Linked DNA regions of Homo sapiens: region 1 is linked to region 2. The links are chromatin loops, found by intact Hi-C in ENCODE. Cell type or tissue: breast epithelium. All regions are shown on one strand. Links, peaks and the distances in the headings refer to the core of each region. The heading gives the core; the rest is flanking DNA. Region 1 has its middle 9.2 kb from the start of IFNA8. Region 2 holds the start of IFNA13 (interferon alpha 13).

The links. Hi-C counts contacts between places; a loop is a spot of excess contacts. Peaks named below come from ENCODE experiments on the same cell type or tissue, not always from the same donor. Only the 100,000 strongest peaks of a DNase experiment are listed, where the experiment ranks them.
Region 1: it touches region 2 in a loop (23-fold over the local background); 3 of 110 quality-filtered maps call a loop at or near these places.

Annotation. Positions count from the first base shown.
Region 1 is chr9:21,412,704-21,423,913 of GRCh38, reverse strand. It overlaps the pseudogene IFNWP2. Among named protein-coding and RNA genes, the nearest start is that of IFNA8, 9.2 kb to the right of the region's middle. In breast epithelium, for the core only: no CTCF peak of the experiment used is centred there; no DNase peak of the experiment used is centred there.
Region 2 is chr9:21,363,298-21,374,507 of GRCh38, reverse strand. It overlaps IFNA13 (interferon alpha 13), which reads left to right and starts at 6,451. Exons shown (of 1, transcript NM_006900.4): 1 at 6,451-7,136. The coding sequence starts at 6,498. The coding sequence ends at 7,070. In breast epithelium, for the core only: no CTCF peak of the experiment used is centred there; no DNase peak of the experiment used is centred there.

The DNA of each region.
Region 1 (11,210 bases), core at 1,436-9,435, 50 kb before region 2:
AGGCTGAGGCAGGAGAATCACTTGACCTGGGAGGTGCAGGTTACAGTAAGCCAAGAGTGTGCCACTGCATTCCAGCCTGGGCAACAGAAAAAAAAAAAAAAAAAAAAAAAAAAGAACTTACCAACCACAAAAAGCCCCAGACCAGATGGCTTCACAGCCAAATTCAAAGAAGAGATGGTAACAATTCTAGTGAAACTATTTCCCAAAAATAAATAAATAAATAAATAAGAGGAGGGACTCCTCCCTAATTCATTCTGTGAAGCCAACATCACCCTAATACCAAAACCTGGCAAAGACAATGAAAAACACAAACAACAGGCCAATATCCCTGAACAACATAGGTGCAAAAATCCTCTAGAAAATACTAGCAAACCGAATTCAACAGTACATCAACAAGTTAATTCAGCATGATCAAGTAGGCTTTGCTCCTGGGATGTAAATTTGGTTCAACATACAGAAATTAATAAATGTTATTCATCACATAAATAGAATTAAAAGCAAAACCACATAATAGCCTCAATAGACATGGAAAAAATTTTCAATTAAATCCACCATCCCTTCATGCTAAAAACTCTCAAGAAACTAGGCATCGAAGGAACATTCCTCAAAACAATAAGAGCCGTCTATGACAAACCCACAGCTAACATCAAACTGAATGGGCAAAAACTGGAAGCATTCCCCTTGAGAACTAGAGCAAGACAAGGATGTCCACTCTCACCACTCCTATTCAAAATAGTGCTAGAACTTATAGCTAGAGCAATCAGGTAAGAGAAAGAAAGAAATGGCATAGGAAAGGAAGAAGTCAAACTACCTCTCTGAGTGGAAGTTATAATCCTATACCTAGAAAACCCTAAAGACTCTGCGAAAAGGCTCCTCAAGCTGATAAACGACTTCACTAATGTTTCAGGATACAAATCAATGTACAAAAATCAGTAGAATTTCTAGACATCAATAATGTTCAAGCTGAGAGTCAAATCAAGAATGTAATCCATGTAGCCACACAAAAATAAAACACCTAGGAATATATTTAATAAATGAGGTGAAATATATTTGCAAGGAGAACTACAAAACACTGCTGAAAGAAATCATAGATGAGACAAACAAATGGAAAAACATTCCATGTTCATGGATTAGAAGAATCAATATTGTTAAAATGGCCATACTGCCCAAGGCAATCTACAGATTTGATGCTATTCCTATCAAACAACCAATGTCATTTTCACAAAACTAGAAATATACTATTCTAAAATTCATATGTAACCAAAAAAGAGTCCAAATAACTAAAGCAATTCTAAACAAAAAGAACAAAGCCAGAGGCATCACATTACTGGACTTCAAACTATACTATAAGATGACAGCAACCAAAAACAGACACATAGACCAATGAAACAAAATAGATAACTCATAAATAGAGCCACACACCTACAGCCATTTGATCTTCTACAAAGTCGACAAAAATAAGCAATGGGGAAAAGACTCCCTATTCAATAAATGGTTCTGGGATAGCTGAGTAGCCATATGCAGAAGAATAAAACTGGACCCCTACCTTTCACCACATACAAAAATTAAATCAAGATGGATTAAAGATTTAAACGCAAGTAAATCTTTAGTGTTCTCAGCGTGCATACAAAAACAAAACAACTATGTCAGGTGATGAATGTGTTAATTAGCTGTGGATTATGTAATGTGTAGAAATCATTACACAAGGTATATTTATACCTAATCCCTATGTTTTACACTTTAAATAATATATTTTTAATCATATCTCAATAAAGAAATATTTAAAGGTTTTACTCAAATTCAGCTATTCTTTGAAAATGATGCTCAGAAAACATTTGAAAAATATGCGTGGCAATGTTAACCCACACCCTCCTCCAGGTATCACCCTATTTCCTAACACCGCAAACAAGCTTCCCAAGATGATCTTCTATACATAGTGCACCTAATACCACTTCTTGTGTTTCTTCTTCAAACTACTCCCATCTGGTCTCTGTCCCATTCATTCTGCAAAACCAGATCATCCTAAAATCAATGGTGGAGTGTGTTTCAGGTCCACTAGGACAGGTCAGTCCCCATCTTCCCTGAACGCATTACTGTTCCCTTCATTAGTCTCTCCCTCATTCTTCCTTATTTCTTCATCTAAGTGCACTGGCCACTCTATCCCGGTGTCTTTTGCAGACTCTCCTTCTCTGCTGTACCTTTAAATATTGACAGTCTGTAGAACATAGATTAGTGCTCATCTAATTTTCTCCCCTTATTTATATGTGATCACATCCATTCCCATGCCCTGATTACCAGAAATGCAATAAAGAATCTTAAATTAATACCTATGCCCATGGTATTTGTTCATTCTAGGCCAGCATTCCCAGCTGCCAATAAGACCTCTGCACTTTCATGTCTCCTGGGCGCTTTGGGAAGACATCCATTTTTTTTTCCCTTCCCAGCATCATTTACACCTAAAGATTCTGGTGTGAGAACATAATTTTCCTTTACTTCTCTCTGAAGCACTTAATATAATTGAAATAATATAAACATTAGTATGGTTTTTATGTCTCCTTCCCTCTTAGACTGAGAATTCCAACACAGCAGAAACTGTGTTTGCTCTAGTCACCTGTATTACTTGAAGGAATTTCTACAGTCTGCCACTTACTTAGTTCATAAATATAATGTGAATGGAATGTATGAATAATTAAATTTTGCAATCCTTTCTTCAATTTGGCTTAGGTTTTAGAATAAACAAAATGAAAATTTTCTTTGATAAATATTTAACAAATCAAAACTGCTAATTTAATAACATTCAATGGTGAATATATTTTGTAAATGTTAATACAATGTGAAGATTAACATGTTATATGTAAAATATCTAAATATTATAAATACAATAGATGCAAAATAGTGGAAATAAATAAATAACATCAGGGGAGTCATCTCTTAGAGTCCCATGCCGCTGGAGCTAAATGTTTTGAACACATACTTGCTTAATATACTGATGAAGTATTTGCTGAATTTAACTCAACCAATTCAGTAACTAAAGCAAAACATCCAAGATCATATGTGAAAGTGTGACATGGCAGATTAGTCAATGAGAATTATTTTAAGATGACTCCATGTCTCCATTCTTACTTCTCAATCTTTCCTGTGAGTTTGTTGATATAGAGAAGGATCTCATGATTTCCACTCTGACAACTTCCCAGGCACAGTCACTGTTTCTTCTCTTTCAGGTAGAGACAGATTCTCTGGAAGTACCTTCTCAAGGCCAGTGTAGAGCTCCCAATCACCCAGCAGATTCTCCCTCTCCCACTGCCCGCACCAAGCAGGTCTCCAGGTGTTCCAGCTGCTGATGAAGTCCAGTGTGGAGTTGGTCCAGGAGGGTCGTGTTCCAGGCAGCAGAGGAGCGCTCTGTGTGGAAGAGGCTGAAGATCTGCTGCAGCATCTCATGGAGGACAGACAGGGCCTGGGCCTGCTGCAACTGGCTGTCATACACATCTCCAGGGGAAACCTGAAGTCTCTTCTGTCCTTGAGACACAAGAAAGGGGAGATCCATTTCATTTGGCCCAGAAGCACCAACGTCTTCCTTCCTGTCAGACCATGGTTCTGAGTCAGGTCACATCCCAGAGATCAAAAAGAGCCACAGCTGCACACAACTAGGACCACCACTAGAGAGTGAAGGCAGGCCACTGGGAAATGAGGGAGCTGCTGGCCTGGTGGAGCTGGGGTCTGAGTGTAATTTGGAACCTAGGTTCTCTCAAGACATTCACTATGCATGGCTTTTAACAGGAAACAAATAGTTTTCATTTTCTGCATTCCTCTACACTTATTTCCCTTTTTATTATTTTTTTATTCTTCATATGACCTAAGAAGAAACATCACTCCATACTATTAATTTTGCAATAGAAGTCTAATTTTCCTAGTAAACTTTAGAGGTGTCAATCAAAATGGATATTTATCAATTGCATGAGAAACATCTTTGTCCTAAAGGCCTAAGCGTATATATGTATGTAAATCACACACACACATGCACGCATGCACACACTATTTTTTAATATATAAACATTGCTTTTTCTGTTCTTGGAAAAGATTTTGAGCCCTGATCCTAGGCTCTATTTTTACCCTCCATACTTTACATAGGAAATCAGACTCCCTCACCTCTATGGGTGTATGAAGTTAGGGATATACCAGACCATCTATGGCATTCAAACTCTTTAGGACTGGGTTTGTTTGCTGTTTTATTCACAGCAGAGATTGATGGGTATTGGTGAATGAACTTCTGTGAAATTTCTCTTCCTTCTAAAATGCATTTATTGAGGTCCATGAGGCCGTGGTTCATGGGGGTCACAAAGTCAGGATTAATGCAGACCATTGCTGTTTTTTTCACCATTTCTTACTGGTGGACTAAGTGCTCCTCAGGCTGTGTCAATTCCCTCAGGAAGAATCCTGGCTGTTTTTCAGGTGCATATAGGTGTAGAGATTCTAATTCCAAGATAATGTTTTCCAACATCACCTCACTCACAAGGTAGTTATCACATCCACTAACACTCTCTCCTATAGAGTCACAAAGTAGCCTGAATCCAAAATCTTCCAGACAGATTTATTCCCTGAAAACAGGCTCACCACATCCTGATGACTTCAGAATTCAACCCCTGAGGAATGTCTTGTTTCTTTGCTGCCAAAATAATCTATCTTCTAAGGCCCTTGCCTTTGTCCCTAGAGTGTTTGTGTGAGGGACCCTAGCCCTCAGTGATGGCCTCTTCCTCTCCTGAGCCATGTTCCTAGGTATCAAAAGTCTCAACAGTCCTCCAATGCTGATAGCAAAGGCTTGTTTTGTCTAAGGAGGTAGAGGACTTATGCAACTGCAATCATTTTACCTTCCTTAGTCAAGTAATTCTTATTTTGCGAAGTACAGTTTTTATTGATGAAGACCTTTACTTAAACCACTGAAAACTTGTTATGCTTGAAGTTTCTGAGGTGGACACAGGGGATTCAGTAACAATATTTTCTTTTATTACAACCTAATTTACAGAAACTAGTGACCTAAAGTTATTTTATACAGTCAGCATGATTCTAATGGAGTCTTTTTCTGTGTCTGTCTCACTCTGACAATGCAGGGCAGTGAGGCTCAGGTTATTCAGTAAGAAAGAAATAGCCTTATTTCCTTACTTGTTTGTGATTTTTCATGTTGAATTTTTGTAACTTCTTCTTCTTCTTCTTTTTTTTTTTTTTTTAGATGGAGTCTCAGTCACCAGGCTGGAGTGCAGTGGCACAATCTCAGCTCACTGCAACCTTCACCTCCTGGGTTCAAGCAATTCCCCTGCCTCAGCCTCTCGAGTAGCTGGGACTACAGGTGCTCACCACCATGCCTGGCTAATTTTTTTTATTTTAGTAGAGTCGGGGTTTCACCATGTTGGCCAGGCTGGTCTCGATCTCCTGATCTCATGATCCACCTGCCTCGGCCTCCCAAAGTGCTGAGATTATAGGTTTGAGCCACCATGACTGGCCGAATTTTTGTAACTTCTTTTCACATAGTGGTTTACTGGGTAAGGTGTATCTTGCTTCTCCTACATGATATTCTTATTTATGATGAATTAAAACAAATAAAGAAAAGTAAAAGAAAGGCAAAGGAACCATATTGTTCTTCTCCATAATTTTCAAGATTTCAGATTTTTTGTCTCTCATTTCAACTTTCCTAGAAAGCAAACCTCAACAATTGCTTATATATTAAAAACAAAACAAATATAAGCCTGAATATCAGGAAGTAAGAGAAGTGACTTTCTGCTGACAAAATAGCAAAACATATGTTAGCAAAATTCAGTGCAGCAAAATTAGAGACTAGGGACTCTGTCCCAGGGGAAGGATGAATGTCATTGTTGAGGTACACAAAAGCAAGGGAAACGGCTGCTTCTGCCAGAGCCTCACAGAAGAGCAACTCCTGGGTCAATGGATTGTCCTCAGCTTTGCAAGACCAGCCACCTGCTCTTCTTTCATTGAATGCAGATGTTATCACCTCTGAGGTAAGAAAGGAGGAGTCACACCAACCAACTCACAGTAGACTGGCAACAAGACCCCAGTTGCTAGAACACTAGTCCTCTCTGGCATGATAATGAATATTAGCCTTGCCTTAGCACCGTACCTAGTTAAAAAATCCACCCAGGAAATGAAAAGATGGCATTTAGAAACCTGCAAAGAAACAGAATTTGATTTCCCAAAAGATTCTGCTCCTAGTTGTGTTATAACAATGGTGATTTTTTTAAAAGATAACACCAAAATTATTGCATTATAACTATAGGCCTGTGACTGTTTTAAGATCATTAAAACTGTTGACCCAATAACCATGTTTGGATTACACTCATTTTTATAACTGTCTGGAGAGAAATATAAATCTGAAGGAATAGAACAAAGACCTAAGGTCAAAACCACAGGGCAAACTGAGATAATAGTGAGTCTGGAGGAGTCCATTAAAAAAACAGAACTGGACATGAGATTCATGAACCAAGGAGAGGCCATAGCATGAAATAAGAAGAGCAGGGAGGGTAAGTTGTCAAGGGATTCTGGGTTCCACTTCAAATGCCCATGTGTTGCTGTCTATTGTTTTATAGGGCAAGAGTAGGTGTGCTATGAGTGAATTGAACTGACTGACTTTTAAGTTTTTCGTAAAAGTAAACAAAAGACCATCTAAATGGATATAAGGCAGCAGATTTTTCTGCCAATAAAAAAGTCTAAAAATTAATGAGCGATTTCTTAAATGAAATATATTTAGACCACTTTAAGAACCCATTAAATGCGTACTCCTAGAGGCCTATTTATTTTTGACTCTTGAGTTGTCTTGAATAAGCAAAAAGCACCTAATATTTTCCATTTTAATGCTGTTCTCATTCCCAAGGATGACAAATCAGTTTCTTCCCACCTGGTCAGACTGGACTTTGTGTTGTCTACTGATGAACCCACTGAAGATCCTTTTCTTCTCTTTATCTTTTTATCCAACAGTTGAGCTGTAAGTGCCAAAAAAAAATATTTTGTATGAGCAAGATGGAAAAACATTATGCACTTCCCACACCACAGCAGTGAATGCTTTCAAAAGGCTACTTACCAAAGTGAGTCTTCCTTTGACTCCAAAAGCAGCCACATTGCTTAGTAAGGCTGTCTTTGGCTATCTAGGATTGTCAATTGTTGGCATCAAAATGGATGATATTTTCAACCTCTTGCTTCTACAGTGTTTCTGTTTCTTAAGATTTAAAAGATGTAATTTTTAGTTTACAAACATTTACCAAAATCAGGAAATAAAATCCTGTCATTGCCAAGTTGTTGGCCTGCCTACCTGTGTGCACAAACATGTATGACCCACACAGAGTCACATGGAGCTTTTTCCACTGTCCCCAGACTGCACGTTCAGTCAACATGTGCAAAGACCCCATTCTGTGAAAAGGCTATATACGCAAAGCGGTCCCCAAATGCCAAAAGAGCCCAGAAACCAAAGAACAAGACAGATAAATTTAGTTTGTTGGTAAAGGGTGATTTTCTGGGGAGCTTACAGACAGAAACATGTCATTGTGTAGGAACAAAACAAGTAGGTCTCAGTGCTGCAGCCCCCTAGACCTAGGGGTTATATCTTGGGGGAAAAGTATATCTGCTCTGGAAGGAAGGTGTAGGTGGCTGAGAGAATGCTAAGAGTGTCACAGTCTGTGATTTCTGCAACGTCAAGGCTTATTATGGAGGAAAAGTAAGACTTACAGTAAATAGGTGTTTCTACGTAGAGTAATGCATTAACTAGATATCTTGGAGGCATTCCCAGACTTGGGGTTAATCAGGAGTGACATGGCAGATTAGCATCTAAAACAGTCACTTTTTTCCCTATAACCCAGATGCTCTGGCAATAATCCCTGTCAAGGTGTCTTGGCCATCTGGGGAGTTGGGATGGTGCCCTAGTGCCATCAGTACAGGATGTAGCTTGCTTCACATGAAATCACCGCAAGCGGAGCTCATTATAACTCCTTTAACAGGCACAATTGGAGTTTCCTTTTATACAACAAGAGATGAATTGTTTGTAGTTGTCTGATTCTCTAAAGATTTCATCATCACTAGCTTCATAATTGGCTGTCACAGGGTGCTATATAATACATTAATGGCTGATAGTTCTAATTTGTTACTTATTTAAATTTGATTTTTTGTTGTTGTTGTTTTATGGACTCTAATCTTCAGGAAGAGTTCCAAATTCTAAATATGCTGACTCACCGCAGAATGTACTAACTGGAAAGAAAACAAAGGGAATCAAACTGCCAATGTTTTATTTTTCAACTATTTTCATTCAATGAATATTGACAAAGGTCTTTGCTATCATTAGTTATTATGATCTTCAAATATGCACATTACTAATATCTGTCCTGCTTGGAAGGCTCTGCCCTACTTGCCTCTAATTATACTCAAATACCTGATATGTCCCTTCTGTTCAGGTATTGCTTCATTTTGTTTTAGTTTTAAAGGAGGCTGCATTATAACCAAAATTTAAGAGATGTCTTAGATTGCACTGGCCTCATGGAATAATTTTCCCTGTGGAGTGATGACTTGCTAGGTCCTTAAGAGGAAACAGCAGTTGGCAGCTGGCACTAGAATAAGGCTTGTCCCTTCCAAAACTCTGCAGGCTACTGTGGTCTATCAGTGTCTCCCATGCTGGAGTCACTGAGGTTGGCCATGTCTCTGTGAGACGACTCTGTGCTTCAGTCTTCATCCACTTTCAATCTTCTCTCCCTCTCTATGATCAGAGGATCTGAACAGTTAACTCCATCTGCTCATTCACGTAGTTCCATCTCTTGAGGACCTGCCACTGTTGCAGTCAATGTTTTAAACATCTCTATTCTCCTTCCAAGATATCAGACTGCTCCTCTTTTTTTCAACTTCTTTGTGTTGTGATGTATTCTGTTTTTTTTTGTTTTGTTTTGTTTGTTTGTTTTTAAACAAATGAGAGTCCTATGTCTGGTGCAGTCTCCTCTTAGGGGAATCAGAACATGGAAACTTCTAAACATAAGAACAGATGAGCTCCTGCATTCTTTACCAGTTCTTTGGGTCATAAGTATGGGGGAAGGCCTCCTTCCATTTACTGCATTTTGTGGCCTGACTGGACATCAGTGGGTCTGGACCCCCCACAGCTCATGAATCACCTGGCAGGAGGGGTCAAAACAAGGTCATATTCACACTCTTGCTTCCAAGGCTCTAAAAACTTAGCTGTCTCCAGCTAGTGCTGCATGGTTAGCCCTTGCCAAGTCTCCATGGGAACTGGAGTGCTTCTCCATGCTCCCTGTGGCCCTTCTCAGGTAAACTAGATGCACCTCAGCTGGGTTGGGAGTGTAGGGGGAAGTAATGTTTGGCACTACAGAGGGACCTGAATGGGTGGGGCATCTCAGCACTCACTGCCCTCCAACTTCACTCTCTGTCCTGGTCCTCCAGACCCACTGCTTGATTCCTGACTACTGTAGAACACATAACTGGTTAATAACTCCAGGATATGATGCAAGATATGGCTATAGAGATTTCCAGGGCAAGGTGACAGTTTGGAGCCAAGTCATAAAACTTTTACAACAACCTGAATATAATTTTTTTAAAGCATTGAAAAAAATGAAAGAGGTTATAACATTTGAAAGACATTATGGAGGGTAGAGCAAGGTGGCTGAATGGAGGGCACCATCGATGGTCCCACCCTCTCGGTAGGAACATCAAGTTTGACAACTGTCTATGCAAAGGGAGCATCTTCATAGGAACCAAAAATCTTGTGAACACTCACAGTGTCTGATTTTAACTCTATATCACTAAAAGAGGCACTGGAGAGGGTAGGAAAGACAGTCTTGAATTGCCATCCCCACCCTGCCTCCATCCCTAGCAGCAGCCACATGGCATGGAGAATCTGTGCACTTGGGAGAGGGAGAGTACAGTACGTGTGAGACTTTGCCTTAAATTCATGGCTGCCCTCTGACAGCAGAAAGCAGCACAGGGCTGTACTCAGCTGTGCCTGCCCATAGAGGGAGCATTTGAACCAGCCCTAGCCAGAGGGAAATGTCCTATCCCAGTGATGGGAGATTGAGTTCCAGCAAACCTCCCCACCATGGACTAAAGGGCTCTGGGACGCTAAATAAACTTGAAAGGCAGCCTAGGCCACAAGGACTGTAATTTCTAAGCAACTCCTAGTGCTGAGCTGGGTTCAGAGGCAGCGAACAGGAAGGGGGCGTGTGACCTACTGAGACACCAGCAACAAAGGTTAAAGGAGTACTTGCAACACTTCTCCCGTAACCCCAGGAAGCACAGTTCAGAACTCCAAATGAGACCCTTCCTTCTGCTTAAAGAAAGGAGAGGGAAGATGTATTACTTTGTTTTCATGCTGCTAATAAAGACATACCTGAAACTAGGAACAAAAGGTTTAATTGGACTTACAGTTAGTTCCACATGGCTGGGGAGGCCTCAGAATCACGGCAGGAGGTGAAAGGCACTTCTTGCATGGTGCTGGCAAGAGAAAAATGAGGAATTAGCAAAAGGAGAAACCCTTGATAAACCCATCAGATCTCATGAGACTTATTCACTATCACGAGAACACCATGGGAAAGACCGACCCCCATGATTCAATTACCTCCCCGTTGGTCACTCCTAAATTTCTCCATCCTCCCCTCTAGAGGACAGAAGAAGACTGCAAACAATACAATTTTTTGTAATTTGTCTAAGGCCCTGGTCAACTCCCAGTCTGAAAGCAGCAAATCCAGATGTTGAGTGTGTAGCTGGAGGAAAAGACTCAAGAGGCCCCTGTGCAGTTGTAGGCTCTCCCTCCCTGCTACCTCAGCAATTCACACACACTTCCTAGTGAAATAACTCCAGAATATATGGTGTCAATTATAGGAATGCCTCTCAATCTCTACCAAAATTGATACATTTGAATAAATAGACCTCGCCAGCTCTCAGGGAACAGTAATGCTATTCTTTCACATTCCTTAGCTTCTATGGGAATTCTTCCTTTTTCTAACTGGGCAGGGGTTTTACTGTTGAGTGGAAGAACTGGAAAGATCATTATTCAAAATGACAGTGAGAAAATGTTTTAATTTGTTAATGTTTGAACTCTGATATTAGGATTAAATCTGTGAAATTAAGATTGTACTGCTGGTTTAATGCACCATTAAACATGAGGTTTCTGTGAATAGTATTAAGTTCCAATACAAAACGGCAGCCCTACCTGTGCCCTG
Region 2 (11,210 bases), core at 1,928-9,927:
AAACCATAAAAACCCTAGAAGAAAACCTAGGCAATACCATTCAGGACATAGGCATGGGCAAGGACTTCATGTCTAAAACACCAAAAGCAATGGCAACAAAAGCCAAAATTGACAAATGGGATCTCATTAAACTAAAGAGCTTCTGCACAGCAAAAGAAACTGCCATCAGAGTGAACAGGCAACCTACAGAATGGGAGAAAACTTTTGCAACCTACTCATCTGACAAAGGGCTAATATCCAGAATCTACAATGAACTCAAACAAATTTACAAGAAAAAAACAAACAACCCCATCAAAAAGTGGGCAAAGGACATGAACAGACACTTCTCAAAAGAAGACATTTATGCAGCCAAAAAACACATGAAAAATGCTCACCATCACTGGCTATCAGAGAAATGCAAATCAAAACCACAATGAGATACCATCTCACACCAGTTAGAATGGCAATCATTAAAAAGTCAGGAAACAACAGGTGCTGGAGAGGATGTGGAGAAATAGGAACAATTTTACACCGTTGGTGGGACTGTAAACTAGTTCAACCATTGTGGAAGTCAGTGTGGCGATTCCTCAGGGATCTAGAACTGGAAATACCATTTGACGCAGCCATCCCATTACTGGGTATATACCCAAAGGACTATAAATCATGCTGCTATAAAGACACATGCACATGTATGTTTATTGCGGCACCATTCACAATAGCAAAGACTTGGAACCAATCCAAATATCCAACAATGATAGACTGGATTAAGAAAATGTGGCACATATACACCATGGAATACTATGCAGCCATAAAAAAGGATGAGTTCATGTCCTTTGTAGGGACATGGATGAAATTGGAAATCTTCATTCTCAGTAAACTATCACAAGAACAAAAAACCAAACACCGCATATTCTCACTCATAGGTGGGAATTGAACAATGAGAACACATGGACACAGGAAGGGGAACATCACACTCTGGGGACTGTTGGTGGGTGGGGGGAGGGGGGAGGAATAGCTTTAGGAGATATACCTAATGCTAAATGACGAGTTAATGGGTGCTGCACACCCGCATGGAACATGTATACCTATGTAACTAACCTGCGCATTGTGCACATGTACCCTAAAACTTAAAGTATAATAATAATAAAAAAAAGAGAAGAGAAAAAAAATTACTGTGATGTTTTAATATACATCAACAAATTCTTGTATACATTGTTCTCTATGTAATTATCCTCCCTTTAATGTGGGCTCATATTCGTGATATGTTTCTGACACAAGCAGTATGGAAAGGGACAAATAGTAATTTTACATAGGAGAAACCTGGCAGACAACAACTTAACCAAGTGATTCATTTAATATCAGCAGCAATAAGTTATTGATATTGTATGCTTCCTATATTATTCGATGTAATGAGCATGTACTCCATTGTATTCATCCATTAAATCTATAATGTAACCATGAGAAAATTCCACACATCCAAATTGAGGAACATCCTACAAAGTAACTGACCAATATTCTTTAATAGTCCCCAGGTCATGAAAGTCAGGAAAGACTCAGCCCATGTTATAGATGAGAGGAGAATAAAGAGATGTGACAATGAAATGTAATATGGGACCCTGGATTGAATCTTAAATCAGAAAAAGGACATCAGTCAAAAAGTTAAGGAAATCACAATGAAGCCTGAAGTTTAGCAAATTTTTTCTTTGTTTGTTTTTTCTTTTTTTTTTTTTTTTTTTTTCGAGACGGAATCTCGCACTGCCGCCGAGGCTGGAGGTCAGCGGCGCGATCTCAGCTCACTGCAACCTCAGTCTCCCGGGTTCAAGCGATCCTCCTGTCTCAGCCTCTGAGTAGCTGGGACGACAGGCAGGAGCCAACAAGCCCAGCTAATTTTTGTATTTTTAGTAGAGACAAGGTTTCATAGTGTTGGCCAGGATGGTGTCAATCTCTTGACCTCGATCCACCCGCCTTGGCCGCCCAAAGTGCTGGGATTACAGGTGTAAGCCACCAGTGACTGGCCAAGTTTAGCAAATATTAATGCACCACTTTTAATTTCTTAGTTTTGATCATTGTTTCATGGCTATGTAAGTTGTTAACATTAGGAGAAGCTGAGTGAAGGGAAGAGAACTCCCTGTACTATCTTTGCAACTCTCTATAGGTCTAGAATTGTTTCGAAATACAAGATAAAAATGAATCGGCTTCCAGAATTTTTAACATTACTGATTAAAATTTTAAAAATATTTATTTCACTGATTAAAATCTTTCATTAAATGGTATTGTTTTCAAAAGACATAAAATTTAATCTCCCTTGTAACTGTTTAGCAGACAGTTCTGTCTCTTACCCCTTAAGGTTCTGACAATGACTCTGTCCTTTGCCAAACTTTAGTCAGTCTCCTCCAAACTCTCTCGTTGACTGGCTCGTGCCTTTGGGTCCATTCTTAGGTCTGCCAAGTCCAGTTGTAGCAGGAATCTTACTAAGTTAGTTTTATGAGAATGCTTCCACGCTTGATAGCTGATTTACCCTTGATATATGATCAAATTGTTCATCCCACACACTCAATATGTAATTACCCTGGCTTGCCTTTAGAAAGAATTATGTTCAGCTTAGGAAGGATCCCCCTGCCTTTGATGTCTCCTTTTACTGATTTTCTATCTGACCCCTCATTCTGCTTGTTGGGTATAAACCCCAGGCTCTCTTTGCTGATTTTTGAGCTGAGCACCAATTGGTCTCTCTCCCCTATTGATATGGTTTGGGTCAGCATCCCCTTCCAAATCTCACATGGAATTGTAATCTCCAGTGTTGGAGGCGGGGCCTGGTGGGAGGTGATTGGATCATAGGGCGGTTCCTCACGGTTTAACACCATCCCCCTGGTGGTGTCATGGTAAGAGTGAGTTATTCCAAGATCTGGTTGTTTAAAATTGTGCAGCACCTCCCCTGCTTCTCTCCTCCTGCTCCAGTCATGCAGGACATGCCTGCTTCCCCTTAGCCTTCTGCCATGATTGTAAGTGTCCTGAGGCCTCCGTAGCCATGCTTCCTGTATGGTCTGCAGAATCATGAGCCAATTAAACCTCTTTTCTTTCTAAGTTACCCAGTCTCAGGTTTTTCTGTATAGTAGTGCAAGAACTAATACACCTATTGTGATAGTTTTGACGCCTGTTGCAATACTTCTGAATAAGTCTTCTTTACTGTTATACCAAGTGTCAGCATAAATTTTTCTTTACCAGATCCTTAAATTAAGGCAGTACAATCAACACTGCAGCACACTCTGGTGACCTGCAACATAAAAAGCATCAACCAGCTGGCAAGTCAGGTGACTCAGGGTCTTTTGTCATCTCAGTCCTCATTCTCTAATGCCATGGACTATCCTAATTTCTCTAGAAGTGTTTCCATTTCCACACCTTTAATAATCCCTTTAGTCAACCTTTCCAGGTGTGCTCTCCCTGAGCTCTGAGCCTTAGTTCCTTGGTTTAGTTCTGATTTAGTTCATGTCTCTAGCCTGACAGTGACTCGTTCTTTCTTAAATTTGTGCTACACATGGGGAAATCTAAAGTATTGTGGATATTTGATTAAAAGAATAGTACTATGTAGAATTTTAAATTGACAGAAATATAAAGGGTTGATGAATATATTCACTGGGGTGAACAATATGTTTTACAAATATGTTCATGCTTATGATGGTGTATCCTCAAGAAGACAAAACTAGAATATAATGTGAAAGTAAAGTGGGGCCCAATTTAATTGTAATGTAACATGTTGGCATGGACAAATGGGGCATTTCAATGAAGAAGACAAATGGAAACTGAAGAGAAAGACCCTGTCATTACATAGTAAGGACTCTACTAGGAAAACATTGATTGTCCTAGAAATCAGCTCTGGTTCTTTTGTCCAGAAATAGTCCCAGAGAGCATGTAAGAAGTAAGACTTCAGAGCTGAATTTTCTCCATCCAAACTGTGGCTCCACAACTTAATAGCTCCCTGGGATTTCATTTTTTTTCTTTTGCATATGGGGATAATAGTAAAATCTATCACTGTGTGCTTTGGTCAGTGATATATCTAGTGAATAAATGGGGCTAGGTACATGGTAGACGTTCAGTAAATATGAAAAATGGATATTCTTTATTGATTAAGTAAGCATTGATTATGCAAGTGCTAAAAACAGTGTCTGACTGAAAATAAATAAAGACTTTCCACAATTTAGATATTTCATTCCTTCTTTTTTTAAGACGGAATTTCAATCTTGTTGCCTGGGCTGGGGTGCAAGTGGAGTGCAAAGGCATGATCTCAGCTCACTGCAACCTCCACCTCCTGGGTTTAAGCAATTCTTCTGCTTCAGCTGGGATTACAGGCATGTGCCACCACACCAGACTAATTTTGTATTTTTAGTAGAGACGGTGTTTCAAAATGTTAGTCAGGCTAGTCTCAAACTCCTGACCTCAGGTGATCTGCCCAGCTCGGCCTCCCAAAGTGCTGGGATTACAGGCGTAAGCCACCGCACCCGGCCTGATATTTCATTTCTCTTATTAACATTATCTTTATTATATAACTCTATTAAAAGTTAGGGAAGTGTCCTCTGAAATTATCAATTCTCTTGTTTCTTACTAGAAATATAAGAAGAAAAAAACTGACCTTCTAAGTTTACTTATCCAATAGTGGAGAGCTTGGTGCAATGAACACTGACCCATTTTCCAGAGAGAATATTGTACTCTCAAAAATTTCTCTTTCTTGTGTATAAACTCTTGCAGTTGGTATATTTGCAAGATGGGGTTCGGTAAATCTGAAAACACACTGTGGACCAGGAGTAATTACTTTTCTTCCAGCCCATACTTACGTGTTACCTTGACCTACATCCCTTCTACTATTTTGCTTCTGTTCTTTCCCACCCCTTAACCTCCACTATGTTGGTCAGGCTGGTCTCAAACTCCCAACCTCAGATGATCCGTCTGCCTCGGCCTCTCAAAGTGCTGGCATTACACATGTGAGCCACGACGCCCGGCCACTTGTGTTATCTTTTTGTTCCCATTAGTTAGGATGCAAAAAGTGACAACTTTTGCTTTCTATGAAAATGAAATGAGAAAGAAAGATATCTGGTGTCTGGCATGCTATGTAAAACAATTGTCTACTTATTTATGTTATTATATTTACATCCTATTATGCGCATCTAGGACAAAGATAGTTTCCTTTAGTTTGCTAGGAATCAGCAAAGAACCTCTGAAGGCACCTTGGAAATTTGAACTTTCATGCAAAAAATTTTTAATCAAATCGAGGATGTTTTTTCAATTGTGTATTCTCATTGCATATGATACTACTCCCAAGGATGTAGAAGTTAGTTCTTGGGAGTGGGAACAAATCTTACATATTTAAATGGTTTGTGGCCCTTCAAAGCTCAACCTATTTAACAAAATCTTATTCCTTAGTTTTTTTTTTTTTCTCTCCATTGGGTTTTCTTGTGTATCACATGAGAAGCACTGACATTGAGTTCATGGAAGATACACAAAAGGTATAAAAGTTCAGCATTACAAACCTATGGCAAATGGGTAGCTGTGATTGGAGTACTTTCCAAGATGTATTAGATCTCAAAGTCATATCATGAGAGGTGTCCTCTGCATACATATGGTTTGTCACTGGCCATCTTATAGATATTGCTTATGTTTGATCCTTAGCATTTCTGTCTGTGTTGTGGGCTTTGAAATGAAATATAAATAATTTATATTTTAACAATTCTACTGAAGTTGTTCAACACATCTATATTTAGGTCAAGAATTGAAGAAAAAATTCTTCACACTCTCTAGGTGAGTATCTAGCAGCTAGTGAAGTTAAAAATTTTCTCACATGCAACAAAATTAAAAGTTAAGTATAATAAAAATAAATGATAAAAATATTTTAAATTATTAAGTCTTTATCAGTTTCAAATAATTCATAAACATTCATTACTTAGCTGTATAATGTTTATCTAGAAACATTAGATAATGTTTATAATTTGTTAAATTTCTTATGTAATTTAATACATTACAATTTATATCAGTAAATAAACTATATTGAAGCCCACAAGCAAATTTAGTTATAAAGTTAAGTTAAATTTGAATAGCGTTTAAATTTAACTTTTATCTTAAAATTTTCATTTGGTTATTTTTAAACTTGCATTGAATAAAATGATTAAACTTTGTACTTTTTGAGTATAGAGATATACATATAGTACACAAATAGATAGATATTATATCTGTGTTATTAAATTTTCACGGTGGGTTCAATTAGGAAAAAAAATCTAAAAAGTCTCTGGGAACAAGATGGGGGAGACAATAATGAAAAACAAAATGGTTGAGAAACACGGCTCTAAACTCATGTAAAGAGTTCAAGAAGGAAAGCAAAAACAGAAATGGAAAGTGGTCCAGAAGCATTAAGAAAGTGGAAATCAGTATGTTCCCTATTTAAGGCATCTGCAGGAAGCAAAGCCTTCAGAGAACCTAGAGCCCAAGGTTCAGAGTCACCCATCTCAGCAAGCCCAGAAGCATCTGCAATATCTATGATGGCCTCGCCCTTTGCTTTACTGATGGCCCTGGTGGTGCTCAGCTGCAAGTCAAGCTGCTCTCTGGGCTGTGATCTCCCTGAGACCCACAGCCTGGATAACAGGAGGACCTTGATGCTCCTGGCACAAATGAGCAGAATCTCTCCTTCCTCCTGTCTGATGGACAGACATGACTTTGGATTTCCCCAGGAGGAGTTTGATGGCAACCAGTTCCAGAAGGCTCCAGCCATCTCTGTCCTCCATGAGCTGATCCAGCAGATCTTCAACCTCTTTACCACAAAAGATTCATCTGCTGCTTGGGATGAGGACCTCCTAGACAAATTCTGCACCGAACTCTACCAGCAGCTGAATGACTTGGAAGCCTGTGTGATGCAGGAGGAGAGGGTGGGAGAAACTCCCCTGATGAATGCGGACTCCATCTTGGCTGTGAAGAAATACTTCCGAAGAATCACTCTCTATCTGACAGAGAAGAAATACAGCCCTTGTGCCTGGGAGGTTGTCAGAGCAGAAATCATGAGATCCCTCTCTTTATCAACAAACTTGCAAGAAAGATTAAGGAGGAAGGAATAACACCTGGTCCAACATGAAACAATTCTTATTGACTCATATACCAGGTCACGCTTTCATGAATTCTGCCATTTCAAAGACTCTCACTTCTGCTATAACTATGACCATGCTGATAAACTGATTTATCTATTTAAATATTTATTTAGCTATTCATAAGATTTAAATTATTTTTGTTCATATAACATCATGTGCATCTTTACACTGTGGTTAGTGTAATAAAACATGTTCCTTATATCTACTCAATTCATTATTTTATGTTGTTCATTAAACTTTTACTATAGGAACTTCCTGTATGTGTTCATTCTTTAATACAAAATTCCTAGCCTGACTGTGCAACCTGATGAGAGAATAAAGGGTATAATTTATTTACTCATCATTATTATATGAGAGATGTAAGTAAAAATGACCTTTCTCTAAACCAGGTTGTATGTTGTACTCAAGTTATAAAGGTGAATACAATAAATCTACTTCCTACTCTCTTGCATGTTTGATTTTTGTATGGAATAAAACTAAAAATAGTAATCATACTTAGTATCAGTTATCCTGAATACTATAAGGAGAAAAAGGAATGAACAATGATTTCTTTCGGCAGGAGGTAAACTGAAACATGTGAGGAAATAAAAATAAACAGATATCCTCTATAAGTTGACTGATACAACATGTGGTAGAAACTGTCTATTGCCAGTTGGATATGTGAGTTTGCAAATTATAAGGAATGCAATTGCTGGGAGTTCATATGTGGCAAGCAAAATCCCAGAAATGAAAGTGCTCATGTGTGGAGAGAGTGTAGACAGAGAAAAGGACTTAAACGTGATTCTAAGGACCTTCCACCTTTAAAGGGAAGGAAGAGAAGAGCCACAAAGGAAACAGAGGGATGGACAAATAGAGACAATGGTGATTAATATGGTCTGGAACTGTGTCTCTGCCTAAATCTCAGGCAGACCAGCCTCTAGAATGTATGTGTGTGTGTGTGTGTGTGTGTATGTGTGTGTGTGTGTATATATATACGTACATATATATATATACGTATATATATGTATATATATACACACACACACACATACACACACACACTATATATATATTTTATATATAGTGTATATATATAAAACATATGTATATATGCTTATTTTCTTATTTTATAAATATATGGTTATTATTTTCTTAATTAGTGCATATATATCAGAAAAGGGACTGGGTGCAGTGGCTCATGTTTGTAATCTCAGCACTTTGGAAGCCAAGGTGGGTGGATCACTTGAGTTCAGGGGTTCAAGACCAGCCTGGACAATATGGTGAAACCCTGTCTCTACTAAAAACCAAAAATTTGGCCAGGCATGGTGTTGGGTAGCTGTGATCCCATCTATTCGGGAGGCTGAGGCAGGAGAATCACTTGAACCCCGGAGGCAGAGATGGCGCCTCTGCACTACAGCCCCTGGGCAATAGAACAATACTCCGTCCCCAAAAAAAAAAAAAAAAAAAAAGAAAAGAAAAGAAAAAAAAGAAAATGAGAAAACAGAAAAGGGAATGTTCTCTTCTCTCCTCAATCTCCATAACACATAAGAATCTAAAACGCAGAATTCTTGGAGTATTCTGGAGAAAACTGAAAAATAGTCACCCTTCGTACTGAAGATAAGTCTGATGTGTATATTCAGTCAGGATACGGTATCTTACAGGAAAATCTGGAAGAGTTTATTTTCTTAAACCTAAGTGAAATATACATACCATTCATTTGCTGATTCCGATACCCAGCACAGTTCTTTCCTTCTTCCCCAGCTTTTCTGGATCTCATTTTCACTCCTATTGAGGCTCAAAAATAATACCCCAAAGTGAAGTTCTCAGAAGCAGCTTCAGAAGCAAAGTTTCTCTCTGGCCTTCTCCTGCCCTGCTGTTTGTCACGCCTCATCTCCTGAGGGAGACCCTTTTCCCCAAAGCCAGCCATAAAATCTGAAAATATGACTCTAACTTTCCCTCACCTTTGTGTGTAAGAACTGAACTGGCCATAAAGAAATTCTCTCACCTGCCTTGTTTGATTGTAGATACTAAGACCCCCATTCCAAAAAGAGCTCTGCCACATACCCAAGAGGAAGGAATGGTGTATGGAGGGGCCAAGAAGTATCTGACCAGAAAGGCCTTGTTGGGTTTCCCCTACTCAGAATATTAGCATTAGATGATGCCCTTTTTGTCTAATCACATTTCTACACAGCTGGCCATTCTTCATGGAACATAAGCATAAAAATGGATAGTTTTTTCCTGTACTTTGGGTCTTCATTTTGAAGGCTTCCGTAGTTATATAAACCTGTGATTAAATAAATGTGTTATGCTTCTCTCTTGTTAAGCTGTCTTTTGTTTTAGGCGTGTGAGCTGTGACCCTTTTGATAGGAAGGAAAGAGATCACACTATTTCTACCCCTATAGTTGTGGTGATGAAGATGGGATGCCTGAAGCACCTGACTCACCTACTGATGAGGTCCAGGTAAAATGCTGATAAAGAGCTTGCCAGTAAAGGTAAGAATTTTTACCAAGTTCAGTTCTGAATTTCTGCTTGTAGTGTCTGGTCAAGAACTAAAGGTAAAAATTTATCTTTATTTCTTCCTTTCCAAATGCAGGTCATCAGGAGAAGATCATTTGTTTGAATTGTTCTCTTGTGTAAATTTGGATTTATGGGACCCATGTGTTATTGATCCTTTCCCTTCAATAGACAGCTGTCGTTTTGCTGTTTTGTGTCCTGAGAACCTGACTTGGCTTGCTGCCTATCAGGATGCCCTTCGGTGTGTGCAGGAGGCCAAACCAAAAGTTGGAGGCGCCCATTAAAAGTTTACATATTGACTATTGCCAGCTCTCGAGGTGTCTAAATATTTCTTTCTTGCGGCGATCTTTAGAGGTGGCTCTGAATTTTGAGAGGACTGCATCTTGGCATTTCTTTGAAGATGTCTTATGCATCCTTGGTGAAGTCAAAAAAGGCTTGGTTTTGGTACTGAGTCACTTGGTAGGTGTCTTTGTTTTAAAAGAAAAGAGAAAAAAGAAAGTTTCAAACATTAGAAATATGGGTTGTTTGTTCTTGCCGAAATCCGGTAAGGGGTTTTAAAGTAATTTTAAGAGCTCTGTATTCAATTATTAGCTTAATTTAAAGTGGGTATCAAGGCTACCATTTTTTAAGGGTCTTTCTGATTTTCTCCTTGGGATCTTGTTTATCCCATGGAAACATTTTTTCTGTAAACTTAAGCCTTTTTAAATTATATATTTGAATCCTCTGTTTGCTTCCTTTCTTGTAGGCAGGATTTTTGCTTAAAAAAATGTAAAACTTCATTGGCCTTTTGAAGAAGCTTAAGATCTCCCCAGTCTGGCTCCTCTAAGACTTGTTCTTCTATTTACTTCTGCCATTTTCAGTCGTTCATCTAGCTCTCTCTTATCATTGACAAGCCCCTGCCTCTGCATTTGGTGGTCAGTGGATGGAAAATTACTAAGCAGAAACATCAGAGTTCTGGCTACCACATAAAGGGTTGTAGAGAATACTTCTAGAAAGCCTGGGACTCCTCGAAGAATGCAAATAAAAAAGAGAGAGAGAGAGAAAGTAGCCACAGATGCCCCACTACATAGAGTTTCCTGTCTTCCTCATGAAGCCCCAAGAGTCATGGGTAGGTCCTTCTCATGTCTGGAGCTCTGCTCTCCCTTGCCGTGAGTTCCCTGATCTCTTTGGCTTTTGGGGTATCAAGGGTAACTTCACACTGTGAGAGAGCCACCTACCTGCCAAGACCAGAGACAGTGGGAAAGTCTGTTCTTTGTATAAGTCTGTCTCCTTCCAGCACCTTTTTCTTCAGAGCTAAAAAGAGGAACTTTCCTGGAAACAACTGACCCAAATACTGGAATGAGCCCATTTCTTTAATTTTCATATCTTAGAGAGGGAAAATACTCCCAGCTTCAGGCAGGACATGTCCTCTTTGGACAATGTGCAACCCTGGGGAGAGAAAAGGTCAGGATGTGTCCCCTGCTTCCAGCCTGTGCAGCCTCCCAGGGTCTCCTGACTCATCCCTCCCTCTACTTACTGCAGGTCACATGGAGGTGAGAGCCATCCCATCTGACTGTGGCACTTCAAGGGAAATCAGGAAAACTCTCCTGTTTGAAGGCACATTAACTCTTTTGAGTA